Regions from separate parts of the Mus musculus genome. Here regions 2, 3, 4 and 5 are each linked to region 1. Evidence: chromatin loops called from intact Hi-C (ENCODE). Cell type or tissue: heart. All regions are shown on one strand. Links, peaks and the distances in the headings refer to the core of each region. The heading gives the core; the rest is flanking DNA. Region 1 holds the start of Gm39624 (a long non-coding RNA gene). Region 2 has its middle 7.0 kb from the start of Gm33176. Region 3 overlaps 1110002O04Rik (a long non-coding RNA gene). Region 4 has its middle 34 kb from the start of Gm25634. Region 5 has its middle 31 kb from the start of 1110002O04Rik.

Region 1 (4,552 bases), core at 351-4,350:
GATCTTGCTGGCAAAGACTCTCTCGGAAACATTGGCCCCTCTCCTTAAATCACCCCCAGAATTCTGCCCTAAGAAAGCACCTCCCACCTAGCTCTGTCCCAGCTGGCATTAGCCTATCAGGAAAGCAACTATTGATGTCAGCAGAGATGAGCAGTTAAAAAGAGTGGATAAGGGAGGGGCTCTGCTATTGTCCAGCTAGGGCAGCTCCCACCACAGGAGAGATACACATGTCACAGGTGAAGGAGGAGTCGAGAGACAAAGGAGGTGAGCTGCTAGCAGCCACTTGGTGGATGGAGACTCATTTGAGAAGCTGAACGCTAACACCCTCACCAGGTTTCATGTGGCATAGGACCAGGGCAGAGGTCGCCTTCATTGCCTATCCAGGCGAGGTACCAATAGAACAAGACCATCTCAGTCTAGATTGTCTCAGCCTGTTGGGGTCAATCCTCCACTGACTCATGGATGCTCCCCAGTGGCATAGATAGCCCCATGCATTTTTCCTAGACCTCCCACTATCCTCTTCCATGACTCCCCCTACCCCAGCTGGGTCAGGGCTCCTTCTGGAAAAAGAAAAGCCATGGCAGGAAGCTGGTAGGAGGCCTCCCACTCTCTCTCTCTTTCTCTCTCTCTCTCTCTCTCTCTCTCTCTCTCTCTCTCTCTCTCTCTGGAGGCAGGTCCTGGCAGATGTTCCAAGCAGAAAGGACCAGCCAGGGGTCTAGGGCCATGGCTTAGCAGATAAAGCACTGCTGTACAAATATGAGGGCCAGAGTTTGGATCCCCTGAGTCCAAATAAAAACCAGGCGGGTGTGGTGGACTGCCTGTAATCACGGTCCTGGGATGCAGATAAAGGAGATGCCCAGAACCAGGGATTGTTAGCCGGGTTAGCAAAAGTCCAGGAACAGCAGAGACTCAGTAAATAAAACAGACATCAAGGAAGATACACAAGTTGTCATCCCCTGACCTTCACATACAAACATATGCATGCTCACTTACACACATATGTGGATAATACACACACACATACAACACTCACACATACATGCAAGCGAATGCACCCATGCACAGACAGGCAAAACCCTTCTGGGTAACAGTATGTCTGCCCATGTTCCATCAAGCTATAGGAATCTGCCTTGCCCAGCCTGCCACTGTGGGACCACCAGGTAAGTCTCAGAGATGTGCCCTGGGAAGGGCAAGAGAAAGAGGGGCCTGAAATGAAGTGGCCACGGCTGGAAACAGAGCCAGTCAGGAAGGACTGTAGTCCTCTTACACAGCAGGCAGTCTCTGGGCAGGGAAGATGAGCGACTTCTTGGGGGTGGCCTCCAGCATGGAGGAGACTCTTGAGACTCTCCGGTAAAGGAAGGGACAGTCCCAGGAGCTCTGGTGGCCACAATTAGGTCTGAGTTCTTCAATCCCTTGGTAGTGGAGTCTTTTTAGAGAACAACTAAATCGCCTATGTTCTCCTTGGCAGGCCTTTGCAGGAGGGTATTACAAAGTTCTGGAGTAGGGGGTCCACCTGGCCACAGCACAATTCTGTCACGGGAGGGAAGGGAATAGGAGAAAAGGCTGTTTGGTAGAAGGTGCTGGGGACTCCAAGAAAGTACCCTTCAGACAACAGACAGTCCATGGAGCAGACGCGGTCTACGGGAACTGGTGGGCTCAGGTCCACGAGAGTGGCCCAGCTCGGCTCCCCTGGTCCCCACAGTAGCAGCTCTGGACTCAGTCCATTAGCCATGGCTTCACCAAGTCACCTTTAAAAGTTTGTCCTTAAGCAAAACCTCTCTCTGCTCCCTGCCTGCAGCCCCAGGGGAGGCTCTAAAGGCAACGTGACTGCCCCTCCACTCCTTCAGAAACAATGGGCAGACAGCCGAAGGAGAACCAGCGAAGCAAGTGTGGAAAATCCCCCAATTTTACAATGTCAACTGCTGAATGAGGGAGAAGCCGGTGTCTGTGCCCCCGCGTGTCCGCCCGCGGGACTGCACGCCGGGGATAAGGGGGAGGAGGGAGGAATTGATCTCTTGGTTCTCAGACTATAAGGACACATGATGGGTAGGGAATTATGTTCGCTGGCTTAATCTTTTCTCCAAACAGAAGTATGGTAACACGTTTTCATTCACATCCTACCACTAGCCATCCTTTTCTTTTTCCTCCGTATTAGCTCAGAGCTCTGAAGTATGCAGTCTGAGGACAAAAGTAGGAACAAAGTAGATGCAAACCCCGAGGCTGGGTACTCCCTCCAGCAAACATTTATAGGGGTTTCTCCTTTTCATGTGCATTCCTAGGACTATGGAGGGAGCCTTGGCTACCAGGGAGAGAAAAGGAACAACAAATAGAACCCGCACGAGTCCCGGTGACAGACAAGCCTCATCGACCTCACGGGCAATCCACAGCAAACCCTTGGTGTCACATTTCTGCCAGTTTTTCAGGGGAAAGAGCCTGGTGAAGACTGGCTAGTCGGGCTACAAAGCCTCACTCCTTGACCTAAGACGGGGGATTTGACTTCCGGGTAGTTCCCACTCACCAATTGCCTCCTCCGGAGTATCAAGTTGCACCTGCTGGGCTTCTTATAAATAGGGAGAGTAGGCAAAACCTTCTCTGTGAGAATTTAGGAAAGAGAGGGGCTTCCTGGCTGAGGAGGGGGCTCTTCAACCGTTCTGGCAAGAATGAAGTTTGAGGAAGCAGCTTCTCTTGATGAGATGTCAATCCCTGAGCCAGTGTGCTATGGCTACCTCTGCAGTTTGTCACAGGGACAACCACCCACTGGGTACCTATGCCAGACTCTTCTGCTCTTGTCAGACTTCCGTTTTCCCTTAGGGGCAGCCAAGCATAGGTGGGTCTCTTGGCAGTAAAGCCTAGTGCACTGACCCTCCGCTTTTTCCTCTGGCCCCGGGGGAACAGAGATGAACACAGGCTGGACGCCACACGGCCAGGGAACAGAGTGAGAGAATTTGTCTAGCTCTGGAGAGCTCTAGACCTTCGTTTTCACTTTTGTGGAACGATTGTTTTAGCTCGTTCTTGCAAGGCTTGCTAGTGGGATTGGAAATAACATAACTGCTATGTCTAGTACTGGAACAACTCTGTTTGGGATTGACCTCTTGGTAGATCCTTAGCATCTGAGCAGAACCATCAGATGGGTTAGCTGGCAGCAATGCTGTGTAAATCTGGATTGCTGTCATCCAAATCCCATGCTGGAATGCCGCCCTGGTCAACTTCTAAAGGGAGCGCCCTCAGCACACTGCTGTGTCGCCATACCTAACCAGAATAAATCATTACCAAACAGACTGCCCTTGGGTTTCTCTGGGCCAGGGGCAAAAGGCCCTGGGTGTCACCAAGGACACCTGTTGCCCTGGTTCTAGGTCATTATGTAGTGTGTTCAGGGCCATGTGGCGGTCTGACCATAGTGGTAACTTCTGCAATCTGCCTGCAAAACATGTCCTCTCTCTCTCTCTCTCTCTCTCTCTCTCTCTCTGTGTGTGTGTGTGTGTGTGTGTGTGTGTGTGTGTGTGTGTAGGACAGAGGACAATGGACAACCTTGGATATTGGATATTGTCCTTTGAGAGGTACACCTTAGTTTCTGAGACAGTGTCTCACATTAACCTGCTGCCTTATAGGCTAGACTGGCTGGCTTGCAAGCCCCAGGGATCTGCCTATCTCTTCTTCCCCAGCAGTCCTGGGCTTGCAAACACAGGCCAAGTATCCCTGGCATTTTATACCTGGGTTCTGGGTACCGAACCCAGGTCCTGAGTCATGCACAGCAAGCACTTTACCAGCTGAGCCCAGTTTCTTCACATTCCTGACAAGTTGGATATAAGTGTGTCTGCATTCTCTCCTGATCTCACCGTTTGGGAGGGCTTTCCTCTTAGCTCTTATTTGTGTGTGTATGTGGGGTGGGGTGGGGGTTCAAGACAGGGTTTCTCTGTGTAGCCCTGACTGTCCTGGAACTCTCTCTGTACACCAGGCTGGCCTCGAACTTAAGAAATCCGCCTGCCTCTGCCTCCCAAGTGCTGGAATTACAGGCATGCACCACCACTGCCCAGCTGCTCTTTTTTTTCAAGTCTTTTTTTTTTTTTTTTAACTTGCAGTCAATGCTTTGGACCACTATTGCCACCCCCTCCCCTTCTCTCCACTTTTTGACCCACCCCTTAGCAGGACAGATCCAGGGCACTACCCAGGGGTACTTGCTGTGGGCACCTGAGCCTGGCCTGGCAGTGGGAGCACCTCCCAGAGGCCACTCTGGCCTGAATCCAAACACCCAAGCCCCTCCCAGCTACCCTAGGCTGTGGAACTCTGCACAGGTCATTTCACTCCCCACCTCCAGTTGTTCTGGCCGCCTAAGTATAGCTAGGGGCCCAGTACAGAGTACAACATGGGCGACGGGACCTTCCACATGTTATAGGCTGCATAGATTACTACTAGAGCCTCCAACTTGCAGCCTAGGGCCCAGGCGACCCTCCACTACAGGCAGAGCACCAATCAAGGCTGCAGATACTGCTGCCAATGTAAAAAAAAAAAAAATCACGAAGGTTGGAATTTTAATTTTTTTCTAATGTTGGTT
Region 2 (4,552 bases), core at 368-4,367, 130 kb before region 1:
TGCCTTACAGGTTCAGAAGTTCAGTCAAGGTGGGAACATGGCAGCATTCAGGCAGGCATGGTGCAGGAGGAGCTGAGAGTTCTACATCTTCATCTGAAAGCCACTAGGAGAAGACTGCCTTCCAGGCAGCTAGGGTCTTAAAGCCCATGCCCACAATGACATGCTTCCTTCAACAAGGCCACACCTCCTTATAGTGTCACTCTGTAGGCCAAACATATTCAAACCATCACAGGCCCCAAGTTCAATTCTCAGAATCTATCTTAAAAAAAAAAAAAAAAAGACACTTATAATCACAGTCCTAAGGAGGTAGAAGCAGTAGAAGCAGGCAGATCCCAGAGGCTCGCTGGCCAGCCAGCTTATCCTATTTCATGAATTCTAGGTCAATAGGAGACCCTTGTCTCTAAAAATACAAGGTGGTGAGTAGAACCTGAGAAATGACAACTAAGTTCACTCTAACTCTTGGTCACTGAGCCAACAAGAGCAGTGAGTGACCCAACCCAATAGTCATGTGACTAAACACATGCATTTATGTATATGTATATGTGTAATGTATTATGCACATATGCATATATGCATGCTTGCACACACAAACACACACAGAGTGCAGAAAAACAAACCAAAGCTACCATGGTCCATATGCCTGCATCTAACTGAGATCACTGCTGGAAGGCTGGGGGAAGAGGGTCATTGTAGTTATCACCCAGCCCACTACCCACCTGCCGCCCAGTCAATAAAATATTTTTTATCATTTTGACAAGTGGAGTCATTTCATTCACTGCATATCAGACCCACAGTAGCTGCCGGACATCTCTGAAGGTATCCCTCGCTAACCCAGAGGTCACTGGAGGAAGGCCAGTACATCATCAGCCTGTAACACATCTCTGCCAGATCCCTAGAAATCATCCTATTGTGGTCCTGGATGGATCCCAGGGATGCTCGGAGCCACTGCAGATGCAGCCCAGGCCCTCCCTCCTCTGTCCTCAGCTGCCTTCTTCCTCTTCCCAGAAGTCTTTGTCCTCTGCCAACCTCTCACTACGGTCATGATCTCTAGGTCACTGAGCCAAACAAGAGCAGTGACCCAATCCAACTTCGCATAGTCACGTAACTAAACAATTGCTCCTTGGGCTGCGAACTGTCCTACCTGGAAACCTTGCCCATTGGACAGAGACGTGATGAGTCACTTCCATATAAGACTGCCTCCAGAGGTAGCAAAGTCTCAGAGGACATGAAGGGCTTTGACTGGGGGATGGCAGGGGGTGGGGGGAGAGAGTGTGGCTCTGGGCTGCCACAGTGGGAGGGGGCAGGTCCTCATCATCAGAGTAGGGACTTCACTTATGTGTCATATCAGTAACTATCATGTGCCTTTCATGCTTACTGAACACAGACTCTGAGAGTCTGCCTACTTATCTTGTCCTAGACTCCCGCATGTTTCAAATCTAAAACTCTCTGTCCTGAGGCAGCTTCCCTCCTACGTCTGTGACATGGAAGGAAAAAGAAAAAGCAAACCGTTAATGATGTTAAAAACATTGCTTCCTTTCTAACAGATGTCACTTTCGTTTATCCCATGATATAAAAATACCTGCAAGAAGGTGGACTCTTATCCATAGAAAGAAGAAGACCCTGAGCCAAGACATCCAGCTGATCGCCTCAACATGGCTTCCACGGTCTGTGTCTGCTGGATACCGTAAGTGGTGTTTAGGTGACACTGCCTCTTTTTGTTTCCGTCTAGGCCCACCCCACTCATCTCTCTTAGGTGTCTTAATCTCCTGACTTGATGGTGCTTTGCAGTCTGTTTAATCTGCTAGTTACCCTTTACCCTTTTACGTTTGATTGCTACGTGCTTAATAGACTCACTCATTGTTCTCCAGACTGCATCCAAAAGTGTCATGACTTGTAAAACCATAGAATGTAGGCAAGTATCCAACAAGTGTCCCCTACATGGGCAGCATGGATCTCTTGGACTCCCAGAAGCAAGTAACTCGCTCTGGGTGCCGTCAACAACAGAGGTGTATTGTCTTAAGTCTGAAGTCCAAATTCAAGGTGGTAGCAGAGCTGTCTCCATCTGGGGACCAGTTAGCCAGTCTCTCCTGTGTGTGCGTATGGGTGTACATGTGTATGTATGTGGACATCAGAGGTCATCCTCTATTCTGAGTCGGGGTCCTCTTACTGGAACCTCGGGCTCTCTGATTCCACTAGACTGGCTGCTGGCCAGCTCCAAGGATCTGCCATCTCTTCTCTTCCTCCACACTCCCCACACATTAGGGTCAAAGATGCATGTAGGCACACCTAGATTTTGTTGGGTTTGTTCCGGAAATATGTATATATCCCAGCATATATATATGCTGGGGAATCCCAACTTAGGTCCTCATGCCAGTAAGGCAGGACTTTACCCACTGAGCCACCTTCCCAGCCATGACTCTGCTCTTACTGGAGTAGGGGGCCTGCACAGTGACCTGCTTTCAGCTTAATTCATTTTAGAAGCAGCCTATGTCCAAATAAGGTCATACTCTCAGCTCTCAGCAATTAGAACTTCAGCTTGAGTGTGGGGGTGGAAGGAAGCTCAGACCACAGAAGCTGAAGTGGCTGATAACCCACTGAAGACTTCTGGGCATCCATGCAAGCTGCTGACCGCCAAGGCGGCCACTGGCTGCTCCTTACAGCCACCCAAGCAACAGTGGAGAAAAAAAAAAAAAAAAAAAAAAGGCCCTGCCAGCCAAATCCGACAGAGCTGTCATCAGTCCCCAAACAGCTCGCTCACTGCCTGCTTTGAGCTCTAAAATAACATGCTGATTTTGGAGCCAAGACTAACTTTAGTTACCAGTGATGCTGTTAGCAGGAGAAGGATAAGTCATCCCATGAGAATGGAATCCAAATGAATGAGCTAGCCCTGCGCCTCACTGGGATTCGGGCATCTTTCCCCCCTCGCAGTTTGCTGACATTGTCCTTTCTAATTTGAAACAGCCTTATAGAAACCTTTTCCTAAACATGACACATTACTATTTGGGAAATATAAAAAATAACTGATCATTCTGCTTATCCATATCCACTGTTACTTTACAAACCATCCCAAGATCCAGCAGTCTAAGGCCCCGTGATTTAACTCACCCTCACATCTGGGGAACCAGAGTGGGCCAGGGCTCAGGGGATAATCCTTCTGACCCTGAAGTTGGTGGCAGTGCTCAACAGTGCTCAGTTGGGAGCACGGATAACCCCAGGATCCAGGACATCTCTACTCTTATAGACACACTCATACGCATACCTATACAGGCACATACACTTTCCACACACATACCTTCCCATAAGCAATCTATTACACACACACACACACACACACACTCATATTTGTGCCTGTACATACATGCTTGCTCTCTCTGTCTCTGTCTCTGTCTCTCTCTCTGTCTCTCTCTCTCTCTCTCTCTCACACACACACACACACACTCGTGTATTTGAACACTTGGTTTCTACGCACACACACACACACACACACACACACACACACACTTCACTCACACAGGCACTCATGTCTCAGCCCAAGTTGACCTAGAATAAAGCCAAATATAACCTTGAACCTCTCTGGCTTTTCTGCCTCTGTCTTCTAGGTACAGGAATTACAGGCTGTATCACCACGCATGGGTTATGAGGACGTTATACATATTAGGTAAACACTCTACCAAATAAATCATGTTCTATTCAAATATATTTCCAATCCCCTTCCAGAATTAGACAATGCCAACCCTTCATGTCACTGTGAGGATAGGATGTGTTAGCCACTATGTGACATCTAGTATGTGCCGAGAGGGTGACAGCTGCTGGTGTTATAATCTTCAAGGACAATTTCATGTTCTCTCTATACTGAATTTGGCCCATGATATACACTAGAAGGGACTCATTAATTCTACCATATGTCCTAATTGGAACCACATCTGAATTACTGCCACTTGAAGGAAGAGGAAAAGCTAAAGAAAAAAGAAAGTGAAAGAGGGTGCTTTTGACTTGTTATCAGGCAAACATCTCTCCTCGCCTCCCATGATTCCTCTCCAACCGCTTGGGTTAGACTTTATCTTACAATAATCCCATGGCAGGGGACTCTGGGGACTTCTGAAAGCCTGCAAAAATGTTGTGTTATCAGTAATAGGTCAGACAAAGCATCGTTGACATATGTGTGCAGAGGCAACAGGTGAAAGCCACTGGACACCAACACCAGCTGGCAGCTGCCAGGAGAGTCTAGAAATGGAGCCTTCAGCCAGAAATGGAAAAGCAGAAAAGCAAATAATCTTGAAATAAGGGGGAAAAACATAAAGATAATGGAAAAAACAGAAAAAAACAGAAAATGGCCTGACATTAACGCTTTAGTACAGAAGGCAAAACAGCATGGTCAGAGAGATAGATACATTAATCAACAGAGCAAATTAGAAAACTCATAAATAGACCCACAAAAATATGCCTGGTGGGCTTTGGGATGTGTGTGTGTGTGTGTGTGTGTGTGTGTGTGAGAGAGAGAGAGAGAGAGAGAGAGAGAGAGAGAGAGAGAGAAGGTGGGGGGAGGAAGGAA
Region 3 (4,552 bases), core at 335-4,334, 190 kb before region 1:
TTTGGTTTTGTTTGTTTGTTTGTTTTTGATACAGGAAGATCTCTAATAGGGTAGCCTGGGCTAGTTAGAACTTACTATCAGTTTCAATCTCTTGAGTTCTGGGATTGCACAAGTGTACCAACATGCCTAGATACACTGATAATTTTTTCATGTTATCTTCACAATGCGTATGCTTATGCACGTGTGTGCCCTGTGGTATAACCCCACTGGCATAAGGTGGCACAAGCATAGTAGTTAGAAGAAGAAAATCTTATAAATTGTATAAACTTTTGGTGAGTTGGGAATCTAACTCTTGGCTTCATGCATGCTAGACAAACATTGTAGTAACCGAGCTGTATTCCCAGCCCCTCTTTGGTTTTTATATAAGAACTTGACAAAGTGAACTGTCTTAGCCTTAGAGGGGAAAAAACTGTAGAATATAAACATCTGTAACCAAGTAAAAACTATTCCATTCAATGTTCAGTCTGTCCTCTCCTCAAGAATGGTGAAGCATGTTTGCTTGCCTCTTTCCCAATACACATGCACACACACACACACACACACACACACACCACACAACCCACTGCATTGTCAACAGCCCTGTCCAGCTAAGACATCAGACAGACATCTGTCCAGCTTAGAGCACCACACCTACCTCCCTCTTAGGCTCTACCCACATCCTTTTTGTCTCCTTCCCTGATCAAAATATGGCCCCTCGGGATAGTGAAAGCTGTTGTCTTATCCCTACAAGAGTGTTTCTATATTCCATAGTGTGCCAAGCCCTCTTTCAAGACCCAGTTCAGGAATGGTAGAATGGCTCATCTGATGGCTAGTTTTATGTCAGCTTGGCACACGCTGGAGTCATCTGAGAAAAAAAGAATCTCAACTGAGAAAATGACTCCCTAAGATCTGGCTGTAGGCAAACCTGTAGCTCAATTTTTAAATTATGGGTCCAGTCTACTGTGGGTGGGGTCATCTCTCCAATGATGGTTCTGGGTTCTATAAGAAAACAGGCTGAGTGAGTTATGGGGAACAAGCCAGTAAGTAGCACCTCTCCACGACCTCTGCATCAGCTCCTGCCTCCAGATTCTTGTTCTGAGTTCCTGCCTTGGCTTCCCTCAATGGACTGTGACTCATGATCTTTAAGCCAAATAAATCCTTCCCTCCCCCAAGCCACTTTTGGTCATGGATGAATCTTCTTCTTCTTCTTCTTCTTCTTCTTCTTCTTCTTCTTCTTCTTCTTCTTCTTCTTCTTCTTCTTCTTCTTCTTCGTCTTCTTCTCCTTCTTCTTTCTTCTTCTTCCCCCTCCTCCTCTGCATCCTCTCTCCCTCTTCCATTTTCTCCTTCTTTCTCCCCTTCTGCTCCACCTTCTCTTTTATCTGCCCAATCATCAGCTTTCCTTTATTTTACAAATTAAGGTGGGAAGCAGGTTTACAGGAAATCACCTGAGTGCTGACTCATTCCTTGTTCGAAACCCCTCACAGGAGAACAGATTTAACATCAAATATAATTAGCCCCAGGGCTATCCACAACAACTGGCAAGCTGGAGAACCAGGACAGCAGCTGGTGTGAATTCTATCCTTGTCTAAATGTATAAGAACAGAGAGAGACAACACTGTCTCTCCAGCACAAAGGCAGTGGGCTCAAGACCCAGGAAAACTAGCATCTGAGTCCAGTCAAGAAGACCAGTGTTGGGCCAAGGCAGTCAGGCCATGTCCCATTGTTCAGACTCCATTCTCTTGAGACCTTTGGCTGATTGGATGAGGTCCACCCACACTGAGAACTCAGTTGCTCTGTCCAACTCCCTGGTTCAAAGGCGGGTCACCCACTCAGACACGCCTAATGTGTGCAGGCACTCTGTGACCCAGTCAGTCTCGTCACACTCGATCCTAAGCCATCTCTGTCTGGAGAGCTGCCACACTTGGCAGAATGGCACACAGCTTGAGTGACAGCCATGTATTCCCACTTTTCTCCATGTACTTATCCTTGATCACAAGGCCCAGTACACAGCTACCCTTCTGTTTGTTCCCTTTCCAAAACAGGTGGCCCACAAATACACAAGTCTCTGGATAAGCAGGGGCCCAGCAGCCTTTCCCCAAACAGATCCTGATGGCAAAAGATATAATGGAGTGACAAGCATGCATGAAAAGCCTGTCACCAAGCTAGGGACAGGAGAGTAGAGAAGAGACCTTAGAGAGCTCAGATACCCACCAGGCCTTCCTCCTCCATAGACATCCCTGCCTCTGCCTTAGTTTCAAAGGGTAAAAAATAACCCAATCAATCAAGTCCACCACAGTTGAGAATTCAAGGTGGGAGGAACTTGAATCTACTGGTCAAGTCACCCCCACAGTCAAGAACTGAGAGCAACAAGTGAGTGAGTGAGTGAATGAATGAATGAATGAATGCTACAGCTCAGCTCATAATCTCCATTTTTATATAGTTCTTTATACCCAACCCAGAGAGATGGTTCCACTCTCAGTGAGGGGGTCTTCTCTCAGCAATGAGTATAAGATACTCCTTCATAGTTGTTCTCAGAGGCCCATCTCCCAGGTGATTGTAGACTATGTCAGGCTGACAGCTAACACAAACCATCATAGCCTCCTTCCCCAACTGGACAGTGCCTGTGGCACATGAGCAGGGATGCCGTTGCTCAGATCCATCAGCAGGTGGCCTAAATCTGGACCCCCACCAGCACCATCCACAAAGACAAGATATGCCATTTATAGGACCAGGACAATGATCGCCCTCATTTCAGCCTGATGATGGCCCCTCTCCACACAGCACACTTAATGCAGCATTAGCACTGTTCAGAGGCAGATAAAAATAGTGTTGGATCAAAGAGGTAGTTTCCTCATTCTGTCTCTGAAGACAGATCAGTGGGCCGGGTGCATGTGGGCAAATCCAATTTTTCCCCCTTCTTGGCAGGAGCCTCTACATATTCTCTCCATGAGTACAGAGAAGCCTGCCAATGTTGACATCCGAGGCTGAGATCATAGGCTCCACTTTAGCTGCGAGTCAACCCACTCCCAGCCTGCTAGGTCTGTGCTCGCGTTTTACAGACAGGGAAGCTAAGCTCAGACAGCAGCAGCTGCTGCGGAATAGTTCACCGGCTGCAGATTGATACCGATGACAATTGACTATCAGCCCTGTGACCTGCAACTCTGCAGATTGTGACACCATCTCCATTCTGTAAGTGGGGAAAACCATGGCTGGGAGGGGCCTTTCCATTCCAGCAGGGATCCGTGACAGCTGTGAGTCCAGCCACCCTGTCTTAGTCAGTGTTCTATTGCTGTGAAGAGACACCATGATCATGGCAACTCTCACTGAGGGAAGCATTTCATTGGGACTAGATTACAGTTTCAGAGGTTTGGTCCATCATCAGCCTGGTGGCAAGCAAACAGACATGATGTGAGAGAGGGAGCTGAGAGTTCTACATCCAGATCTGCAAGAAGAGAGACTCTGGGACTGGTGTAGGCTTTTGAAACCCCATAACCCGCCCTACAGTGACATGATTCCTCCAATAAGGCCAAGGCTTCTAATCTCATTAGCACCATTTCCTAATGACCAAACATTCAAATAAATTAACCTATGGGGGCCATTCCTATTAAAACTACCACCACCTCTCTCTCTCTCTCTCTCTCTCTCTCTCTCTCTCTCTCTCTCTCTCTCTCACACACACACACACACACACACACACACACACATACACACACACACACCACCAGAAACTTGAAGTCTTTCTCCAGAAGCCTGATGTCTTCTAGGACTGCAAATCTCATATCAGATAGCTTGTAAATGATGGAGATGTATATAGGAGCTGTATCACAGGAGATGGTGATATCCTGTCTCCATCATTTACAAGGTTTTATGTGGATTGTCCTTTACTTTCTACCCACAGGCATGGGTGTGAGTGGAGCCTGGGACTGCAGGCCACGCCTCCAGAGAGTAGACTGCCCACCTGGGTGCACCAGAAGTGCTGAGCACTGGACCCTGAAGGCTTCCTCTGTAAGCTGGCACTGATACCCACCTCCCAGGGGCTGTGAAGGTTAGCTGAACTGTTCCCAGCATTGCTTCCAACGAGTAGATCCAGAATTCTGGAGCTCATGTTGCTTGCACCACAAAGGCAAATGATTAGAGACAATCATGAGGCTTTCCATTAGGCTTTGTTCAGAGAGCTGGCCATCAGAGAAGGCAGAACATGATGGAAAATGCTTCACATCTCACTTCCAGCCAGAAGATTGTATGGAGTCACAGGGACAGAGACAGCCATTCCAAAGTTCAGGATTGCCCCACTCTGGTCAGGTGACGTGATTCTTAAAATAAACTTTTCCTCCCCTAAACATCCTTTGTCAGCATATCTTATCACAGCAACAAGAAAAGACACTAAAGGCCAGGCAGTGGTGGCACACGCCTGTAATCCCAGCACTTGGGACGCAGAGGCAGGTGGATTTCTGAGTTCGAGGCCAGCCTGGTCTACAGAGTGAGTTCCAGGACAGCCAGGGCTACACAGAGAAATCCTGTCTCCAAAAACCAGAAAAAAAAAAAAAAAAGAAAGAAAAGAAAAGACACTAAG
Region 4 (4,552 bases), core at 157-4,156, 340 kb before region 1:
CTGTGGTCCCACCCATCAGCCTGGGTATCAGTGTCTCCTGCAAGGTGGTCTGATAAGCTGTCAGAACTACAGGAAACCCCCTTCCTGGAGACAAGTTCTCCCTACATCTGGCACCAGTTCCCCAGCATCTTTCTCCTGGGGTGATATTCTGGAAGAAATTGCAGTTCTTGGGGTTCATTGTTTCAATAGTCTGCTAAATAAACAAGGGACACTCGGGTCTCTCTTTAGCGTAGCCTCCTTTCTCTTGCAACAGTTCTCAGTTGCGGTGCTCACCGGGTGATTTACCTGAGTAAATCACTCGCCATTTAAAGCCAGAAGATCTCAAACCCAAAAGATGAGGCCGGTGACTTTCTGCCTATATCAGCTTCTATTGCCACCATGACTCTAAGTTCCTGGGTACCCTGGCTGATTGGTCAGCTCCCCTGGAGAAAGCGAAACTGTCATGCCCATTGGTTTGCACACTCCTGGTTTTCTACCTGAGCTTGGATACAATGACGTCACACCTGGCTGGGGAGTATAACAGTTCTTCATGTGATACCTTCCAAGACGCCCACCCCACCCACCCAGTGGATATCTGAAATATGGAGCACATCAGAGCCAACAAATCCTGTTTTTCTCATACACAGCCTAAAGCAAAGTTTAAGTTGTAAGCTAGGCAAGTGAGAGATGAACAACACTAAATAGAACAATTACAGCCACATGCCATAATGACATTATGTGGCTCTGACACCTCCTCTCCCCTTCTCTCTCCCTTCTTCCCCCCAAATGGCATTTTGTTTATGCACTTAAATGAAGCAGTGTGGAGACAGTAGGTCTCATAACTGCACCTCTGGCATTTGGTGACCCTTACTGTGCTTAACAGTGGCCCAAAGCACAGTAGCAGGAAACCCTAAGGAAAGGTGGGGCCACAGCTAGAAAGGCAGGTCCACCTTCAGGCAAGTTAAAGAGACTGGTGGAACAAATAATCCTTTAATGGGATACTGGACTTTTTCTTCCCCAAACTGCAAATCCCCAGGGAAGTTCCAACAAGCTGAGCAGTCTTCAGGCTCAGCTGGGGCTGCTCACTTTTCTGACTTCTAACTCAGAAAGTTCCAACTTTTCCTTTTTTAAGTCTTCCCAGATGCTGGCGAGAGCTTGAATAGCTTTTCTCTGGTACTTGGGGTTTCCTTTCTCCTTCTCTGAAGCTCCTCTCCCTTCTATGAGGTGGATGTCAATGCTGGTAGTAACTGGGATGTTAGCATACTTTGTGGGCTACTTTCTTGGGCTCTGTTATCTACCACTCTCCCAACCCTTTTTACCCCAACCCCTTCCAACCCCTCAGATCTAGGTAGGAGAGGACGAAAGTCAGCGGGGAAAGTGGACATAGACCTCTTTAGACTACTTCCTGATGATTGGGAGTAATGGATTCCTAGAGGTAAGTCCAATCTTAGTTGTCAGGATATCTCCAACCCAGCAAACCAGCACACCAGCAAACCAGCAAACCAGCAAACCAGCAAACCAGCAAACCAGCAAACCAGCAAACCAGCAAACCAGCAAACCAGCAAACCAGCAAACCAGCAAGCCAGCAAGCCAGCAAGCCAGCAAGCCAGCAAGCCAGCAAACCAGCAAGCCAGCAAACCAGCAAGCCAGCAAGCCAGCAAGCCAGCAAACCAGCAATAGCAAAAGCAGCCCCAAGGACCAGCAGTAGTGGGATCAACCAGCAGGGGGAGCAGCAGCTGCCACAGGCCCTCCCAGAGGCTCTCACATTTATACCCTCTCAAGAGTCCCCAGAATTCCAAACAAACTATCTGCAGCTGGCAAAAATCACACCCCTCCTAAAGCACGAGGCAATCACTGGACAATCTGAAACAGTCCCATATTCCACAGCTGGGATTAAAACAAAAACATACTCACATAACATAACTGGGTTTTTAAAGAAACCAAAGTTCTCACTTCAATGGAATGGCCTTCCCCCTCACTTCTTCTCCTCCTTCTTCTCCTCCTCCTCCTCCTCTTCCTCCTCTTCCTCCTCCTTCTTTATTCAATTTACTCCTCTGGGAAACTTCTGATATTTACAACATGCTTGTTCCAACATTTTTTTTCTTTTGAAGCTTTAATAGAATTAAGCTTCTGTTCAAATCCATTCTTAAATTATTTTATAAGGAGACTAGGAGCCCCCAAGAGGGGTTCTCAGTTACCAAGATACCACTGACATGTCTTTGCCCTTACCTGCGGCTTGGCAAGAATGTGGGACTGTGGAGAGACACAAGATTAGCAGTGTGAAAGAAACTAGTTGACAGGTAAAGGCCAAGAGCCACTCTTCACCTGGCTACCTATTACAAATGGCGTGGGGGGGGGGGGGAGACCAGACTGTACAAGGGTGAGAGAAAGTGAGTGTTCTATAAACAGCCTACAAGGGGTCATGAGACTCCTGGCCCAGTGATTTTAAACACGTGCCTTTCCCCAGATCATTAACCCGCTCCCATGCTTGGGAGGAACCTTGCTCTTTTTTAATGAACTACCTCTATTTCTGTTGCTAACCGTGTCCCTCCCTGGTAGAATTCTTGGTCTTGTCATACAAGAACATGGAAGTCCTGGTATGCACCCTCCTGACCCAGTCCTGAGCCTGGGATAGCAGCAGGTTGCAAATTCTGGGTGAAATTCTCTATCTGGAGGAAAGGTGACATGTACCCCAGCTGCCGGGTGACATAACCTTTTCTGCTATTTGGGGCCCACACACCCCACCCCCTGCGTCCCTTTGGTGGAACTTCCAAGGCCATCTCTCCTTCAGTACTCACATCAGAGATTTTACCTCCTGCTCGTCCATGTCTCCAAAGCCAAGCACATACCCACAGTCCTCCCTTCAGACACTGTGATTGCAAATGAACCTATGGAGGCTATCAAGGAAGAGAGAGGCTAAAATTCAACCCCTATATTAGGGCCGAGCCATGCTGGCCAGAAGAATGGAGCCTAGCTTGGAGCACATTTGGATCTAAAGCTATGAACATGTAGGACCAGTGGCATAGATAACTCTATGCAAAAGAGAATGGCCACATGGCCTCATCTATCCAGTCCTCAAGTTCTTACTGGGATAGTGATGTTGAGTGACCCTAAAATTCTCCTAGGGCTATACCCTCAGCAGTCAGCATGACATCTAACAGATGTCCCACTCTGGACCTTGGTTTTCACTCAAGCTCTGAGCACATCTCTTTCTCTGGGAGAAATAGGACATGAACCCATTTGTGTCTGAAAAAGCCTTGCCTGCTGTTTGGACTCTCCATTTGTCCTTTCTGTGTAAGAGGAAAGGATACCTGGAGGACTTGTCCTTGCTACAGACTGAAGTCCTCTGTCCCTTCAGAAGTAAGTGCAGAGGCCTTAACCCCAAAGGTACTTAGATTTGGGATCTTAGAATACAATTAAGGCATAGGGGTAGATCTCTCGTGACTTGAGTTATTATAATAGTAAGAGAGGACTATCAGGTGTCTTTGAATATGACAGAGCCCTTTTTGGCTCTGTTGTGTGTAGATCCAGAGGCTGGCATCCTGGAAGCTCAATGGCCATCAAAGTTACCTAAAGCTAGAGGCGTTGGGTTCTTATTTTACAAACTCAAAGAATGAAATTCACAGAGGGTGAGTTTTAGAAAGAAGTGTATTATTATTATTATTATTATTATTATTATTATTATAAGGCCCTCAAGAGAGAGCAGGAAGGCAGAGCCCCTGTGGCACAGAAGGGATCCTCAGGGGTGAGAAACCATTGGAACACACGACCTTGAAGTCAATAAGGCTTTAGTGTAGTGGTTCTCAACCTGTGGGTTGTGATGCTTTTGGCAAACCTCTGTCTCCAAAAATACTGACATTATGATTCATAACAGTAGAAAAATAGTTATGAAGTAACAACTAAGATAATTTTACGGCTGAAGGTCACCACAATATGAGAAACTGTATTAAATGGTTGTAGCATCAGGAAGGTGAGAATCACTGCTTTAGTGGGGGGAGGAAGAGGCGCAGGGGATGAACTGGTCCGTCCAGTTTCCATTACAATGAAAAGGTCCCTTGCAGCTTTGGTCAGTATTGTTCCAGGAAAGGGGCACTCTGCAGAAAGCAAGCAAAATTATGACTGAATGTGTATTGCTGTCATTGCCATGACCAAGTTGAGGACACAATGCCTCAGTCCCATGAGAGGGTGAAGGCCTTCCCCAGATGAGGCTCAGAGGGATGGTAAAGCCTTCCTCGTAGGTCCAAGTGTAGATGCCGACGAAATGCCCACTATTGCTTTTTCTCCCTGGATGTTTACAGTTTGAAGACAGCTCCCGTGCAGAGGCAGTGCCTACTGAGACAAGCTATAGCTGTAGTATCTGTAAGAGGAAATGGGGTTCTGCAGGCATTATGGCCAGATTAGCAGCTGGATTCTCACATTGCATTCTTACAGGTGGGGATGCGTTTTAGGCAGAGAATTTATCCTTAAGATGAATTCACTCGGCTCACTGAGCAGAGTGACCCGGTGACATACACTGTGTCCTCGTGTCCTTTTTTGAAACCGGGTCTCATGTAAAGCAGTGTAGCTGAGAATG
Region 5 (4,552 bases), core at 311-4,310, 230 kb before region 1:
CTGCTCTCTCTCTCTCTCTCTCTCTCTCTCTCTCTCTCTCTCTCTCTCTCTCTCTCTCTCTCTTTCCCCTGCCTTTTGCTATAGGCCATAGGCATTTTATTTTAACCAATCAGAATGTGCCTTAGGTAGGCAAGGAAGAACAGAAACACAACTTCACAGTGTCTAAAGCTGAGATGAGTTCCTTGTAGACAACAGAAAGATGAATTCTGTTTCTGATTCCATTCAGCCAGCCTGTGTTATTTGCTTGGAGAATTGAGATCACTAATATTTAACTTTAGCACTGAAAGGTGTGTGTGGTCTATAGTCATCTGTTGCTGTGTTCTTAGTCGTGGCTTGTGTGTCGGGTACTATAGCTTCATTTGTTTTCTTTCTATAGTCTCTTATCGATCCTTATTAAACTCTTCGGTCCTAAGTATTGCTTCTCTGTTCTGTTTAAGGTTGTTCTGCTGGGTATGAACTATTTTAGGCTGTCTGAGTCATGAAAAGTTTTTTCCCTTTCAGCTATGGAAGATACTTTTGCTGGATACAGTAGTCTGGATTGGTACTAATGGCCTTTGAGATAGAGTACATTGCTCAAGGCTCTTCTGGATTTCAAAATTTCCATTGAGAATTCACCTGTTATTTTGACGGGGTTTCCTTATATATAACTTATGGGTTTTCTTTTCCTGCTACTTACATCTTTCAAGTTTTTTTTTTCCTTTCTTCTGGATATTTAATTTTTTAATTATGATATGCTATGGGGAATTCCTTTGCTGTTCTTGTCTATTTTATGTTCTGTGGGCTTCCTGTGTCTGTGTGGATATGTCTTTCTTCAGTTTTCCAAAGTTTTCTTCTATTATTATTTTGTTGAAGAGTTGGTCTATGCTATTGACTTGGATTTGTCTCCTTTATCTATGCCTATAATAGATAGGTTAGGTTTTCTGATCCTGGCAAGTAGTCCCTTCCTTGTGCTTTTTTTTTTTTTTTTCAGATTATTTTCTTATATGGTCTGCTTCCTCTACTTTATATTCAAGTCCTGATAGTCTAACTTCTACTTGATCCACTCTGCTTGTAGGCCATGCCCTTGAGTTTCCTACTGGAGTATTCTGTTTTTCAAGTCCATCTTCATTTCAGCATGAGTCCTTTCCAGCATTTCTCTTTAGTGAATTTAGATTTCAAATCCTGAAAGGTTTTCATCATTTTCCTCAGCATCTCAGTTGTATTTTTTTAGACAACACTCAGACATTCCATGTTATTCTCTTAAAATTCGATGAAATGTCTATTTGTGTCTTCTTTAGACTTGAATTCTTTGATAAAATTTATGATCTCTTAAATTGTGTATTCTCTGATTCATCGAGGTAATTCTCATTAGAAGGCATTTCGATAGGACTATTTATTGGGTTTGATGGTATAAATGCTACCTTGGTCATTCATCTTGACTTTGCTTTCATGATGTGTCTTGGGTGTGTGGACTTTTTCCCTTGGCCGTATGTCTAATGTAAGAGTCTGTCTGCTTTAGATTGGCCCTGTGTAGGATCTGTGTGACCAGAGCTGGGCCAGGTAGGCTGATGCATGTGCTGTTTGGTTGGATCTAGGTCTGTGAGTAAGAAATGGGTTGGCAGGGTTGATGGAAGAGGGGAGTGGCTGAGAATCAAGCAAAAACAAAGGCAGCTCACAGCCTTGGTCTGGAGCTAGGCTTGTGGGTATGGAGATCTCCACTGTGTGCCTCGTTGCCCACCACAAAGGCCACACGACATCTGTCACAGCCTACTTACAATCCCGTCCCTGTGTGCTTCTTTGGGGTATTATAATGTATTCACCAGTCCATTAGCCTTTGGGCAATGTTGTTCCCACACTTATGAGGTCAACTCCATTCATAGAGGAGGCATACCACCCTGTACCACATAGAGGATTTTATCCACTGGAATCCACTGGCACTGCACTCTCACATGCTTGGTGTTAGCTGCAGATTCTAGCAGCTATTTCAGGCAGCAAGTATCTCTTTCCTATCACATGCTGTACCACTTGGGGAACTATAGCTTTATTGTGATTGTTCTCTCTCTCTCTCTCTCTCTCTCTCTCTCTCTCTCTCTCTCTCTCTCTCTCATATATGAGTGCTTCACTCACTTGAGATCAGCCTCATTTTCATGTCTTATGATCCATCACAGGGGTCATGCACCTGATTCTCGCAACTCACCTTTGATTCCGTTCATCTCTGAGTGTCAAGTAGGTTGTGTGACTTTTCCTGGGGAGATCTGAACAAGGCTATTCAACCTGGATAGAACGCAGATGATAGACCCGGGGTGTGAGTGTAGCTTGATGGCCTAGTACATCTATTGAGGTTACTTACAGAAAGTATGGCGGACCTAATGGCAGCTGCATCATGGAAAAGCCCAGGCGATGACTCACAAAAGCTGCATTCCCCAGAGCTCTCTGCACAACTTGCAGGCAACTCTCCTGGAGAGTCTCCTTCTCTAGCAATTCTTGACTGCCTTTATAAGCCTGAAGGGGGCACTTCTGAGTCTCTTGACTTTCTGACCTTCCGGAGCCCTGTGCTTTTCCTCAGTGTGTCTTACCTTTGATGAGCCTCTTTCCTCCGTCCAGGAGGGGGCGCTTCAGTCTAGAAAAAGCAGCTAGAAAACAGCCATGTTTCCAGCATGCCTATATAAATTCCAGTGTCCACTCCCTCTATGCTGACTATTTTATGGGAGGAGAGGTCAGCATGTGGGGGGTGGGGGTGGGGCAGTTAGTGTGTACGCATGAATGTATATGTCATATGACCACATGCAGAAACCAAAGAAGGACACCAAGTGTCTTCCTCCATCCCTCCCTGCCTTAATACCTTGTGACAGGGTCTCTAACTGAACTGGAAGCTGGCCATTTTGGCTAGGCTGACTAGCCATCGAGATAATGGGATCTCCCCATGTCTACCACTGAACAGTGGGGTCACAGGCAAGGGATGGTTAGTGTTTAATTGTCAGCTTGACAAAAATCTGGCTTCAGCCAGGATATGAGCCTCTGAGCATGCCTATGAGAGATTATCTTGATTACTTTCGTGTGGGAACGTCTGCCCACTGTGATTGAATGACACCATTCCCTGACTGGGATCTTAAAGTGTCTAAATGGAAGATGGAATTGAGTAGAGGCCATTCATTTTTTTCTCCTTCTTTTAACTGTATATATAATGTTACCAGCCACTTCAAGGTGCTGATGTCTTGATTTCTCCATTAAGGTGGACTATGGACAAAAATAAGCCCTTCTTCAAGCTTCTTTGGTTCGAGTGTGTTTTATCACAACAAACTTTATTTTAAAGTGTAATACAAGGAACGTGCAGCTATGTGTGATTTTTTTTAAGTTGGGGCTGGATTTTAATTCAGGTGCTTCTTTTGCTATGCAAGTGCTCTTAACCCACTGAACCAACTCCTAACTCCCAGCTCCCAGCTCCCAGCTCCCAGCTCCCAGCTCCCAGCTCCCAGCTCCCAGCTCCCAGCTCCCAGCTCCCAGCTCCCAGCTCCCAGCTCCCAGCTCCCAGCTCCCAGCTCCCAGCTCCCAGCTCCCAGCTCCCAGCTCCCAGCTCCCAGCTCCCAGCTCCCAGCTCCCAGCTCCCTCTGTACTTCTGTCTTTCTATGGGTGCATTTTGAAAACTACAGAGTCCTCGTGACAGATGAATAAAACAACCCTGCCATAGTAAGTCCTAATTTCTGGGTTCTCTAAACAGAAGCTCATACACACAGGGTTCCTGAACTCAGAAAGATTTACAGCATAGAGGCTTACCTTGGCTCCAAGGTCTGGAAGTTGAAGAATATGATCAAGGTCACTAAGGAAGAAAGAAGTGCAGTAGGCATGCACAGTGGGCATGCGTAGTAGGCCTGAACAGTAGGCATGTGCAGTGTGCTTACACATTAAGCATATGCAGTGGGCTCCTACAATAGGCATGTGAGGCAGGCACCCACAGAAGCAGCAAAGCAGGAGGGGCAGGCTTGCATTGCAATAACTAGATCCACCATAACTAACTCATTCTTATGAGAACATCACGGTGCTTAGGAGATGCCCCAAGATATAATCACCACTCCTCAAGGTTCTTACTTCCCAGTACTACCACAAAGGAGACAAATTCAACTTGAGCCTGGGAATATTAAAAAAAAAAAATGTCAGTGATGAACTGGTTTTGCAGATGAGTGTAAAGTCATGCTGGTAAGAGGAGAGAACTAGGGTTTCTGCATGTGATCACAGGGTCCCTACCAAAAAAAAAGGTGTCAGAAGAATACAACAATGGAGGTATGCAGAAGTTGGGGTGGCATGGTCCCATGGGTATAGGAGTGTCAGAAGGTCCAAAATAAGGTGCCACTGCTAAACCTCCAGGAGGGAAAAGCTGTGTTCCTGTGATCTAGGTCGAGTACCACCAACTTCCTGGCATAAGCTCATGAGAGCACCACTGTAGGTCACGTTTCCTACCAGGAGTGGGGTGTCCATGTTTCACACTCACAGAGCATCCCTGGACCCTAACAGAGTAGCTTAGGAAGAGTTGGTGGAGCCACAGGAGAACCAGGCTGTTGAGACAGTCCAGTGAGCT

What was found. Hi-C counts contacts between places; a loop is a spot of excess contacts. Peaks named below come from ENCODE experiments on the same cell type or tissue, not always from the same donor. Only the 100,000 strongest peaks of a DNase experiment are listed, where the experiment ranks them.
Region 2: it touches region 1 in a loop (2.5-fold over the local background); 5 of 42 quality-filtered maps call a loop at or near these places.
Region 3: a loop joins it to region 1, with 9 times the contacts of the local background. A loop is called at or near these places in 12 of 42 quality-filtered maps.
Region 4: a loop joins it to region 1, with 6 times the contacts of the local background. A loop is called at or near these places in 7 of 42 quality-filtered maps.
Region 5: it touches region 1 in a loop (11-fold over the local background); 28 of 42 quality-filtered maps call a loop at or near these places.

Annotation. Positions count from the first base shown.
Region 1 is chr1:36,063,118-36,067,669 of GRCm38, forward strand. It overlaps Gm39624 (a long non-coding RNA gene), which reads right to left and starts at 3,126. Exons shown (of 3, transcript XR_865341.2): 1 at 2,519-3,126. In heart, for the core only: no CTCF peak of the experiment used is centred there; DNase peaks (open chromatin) are centred at 1,954 and 4,294; H3K4me3 peaks cover 1,426 bases; H3K27ac peaks cover 2,283 bases.
Region 2 is chr1:35,932,709-35,937,260 of GRCm38, forward strand. No RefSeq gene overlaps it. Among named protein-coding and RNA genes, the nearest start is that of Gm33176, 7.0 kb to the right of the region's middle. In heart, for the core only: no CTCF peak of the experiment used is centred there; DNase peaks (open chromatin) are centred at 973 and 2,793; H3K27ac peaks cover 3,341 bases.
Region 3 is chr1:35,876,805-35,881,356 of GRCm38, forward strand. 1110002O04Rik (a long non-coding RNA gene) reads left to right here. Exons shown (of 4, transcript XR_373312.4): 2 at 2,905-3,168; 3 at 3,878-4,024; 4 at 4,140-4,361. Among named protein-coding and RNA genes, the nearest start is that of 1110002O04Rik, 9.1 kb to the left of the region's middle. In heart, for the core only: a CTCF peak has its summit at 2,639; DNase peaks (open chromatin) are centred at 1,757 and 2,987; H3K27ac peaks cover 602 bases.
Region 4 is chr1:35,725,101-35,729,652 of GRCm38, forward strand. No RefSeq gene overlaps it. Among named protein-coding and RNA genes, the nearest start is that of Gm25634, 34 kb to the right of the region's middle. In heart, for the core only: a CTCF peak has its summit at 1,704 (motif pointing right); a DNase peak (open chromatin) is centred at 1,701.
Region 5 is chr1:35,837,109-35,841,660 of GRCm38, forward strand. No RefSeq gene overlaps it. Among named protein-coding and RNA genes, the nearest start is that of 1110002O04Rik, 31 kb to the right of the region's middle. In heart, for the core only: a CTCF peak has its summit at 2,551 (motif pointing right); no DNase peak of the experiment used is centred there.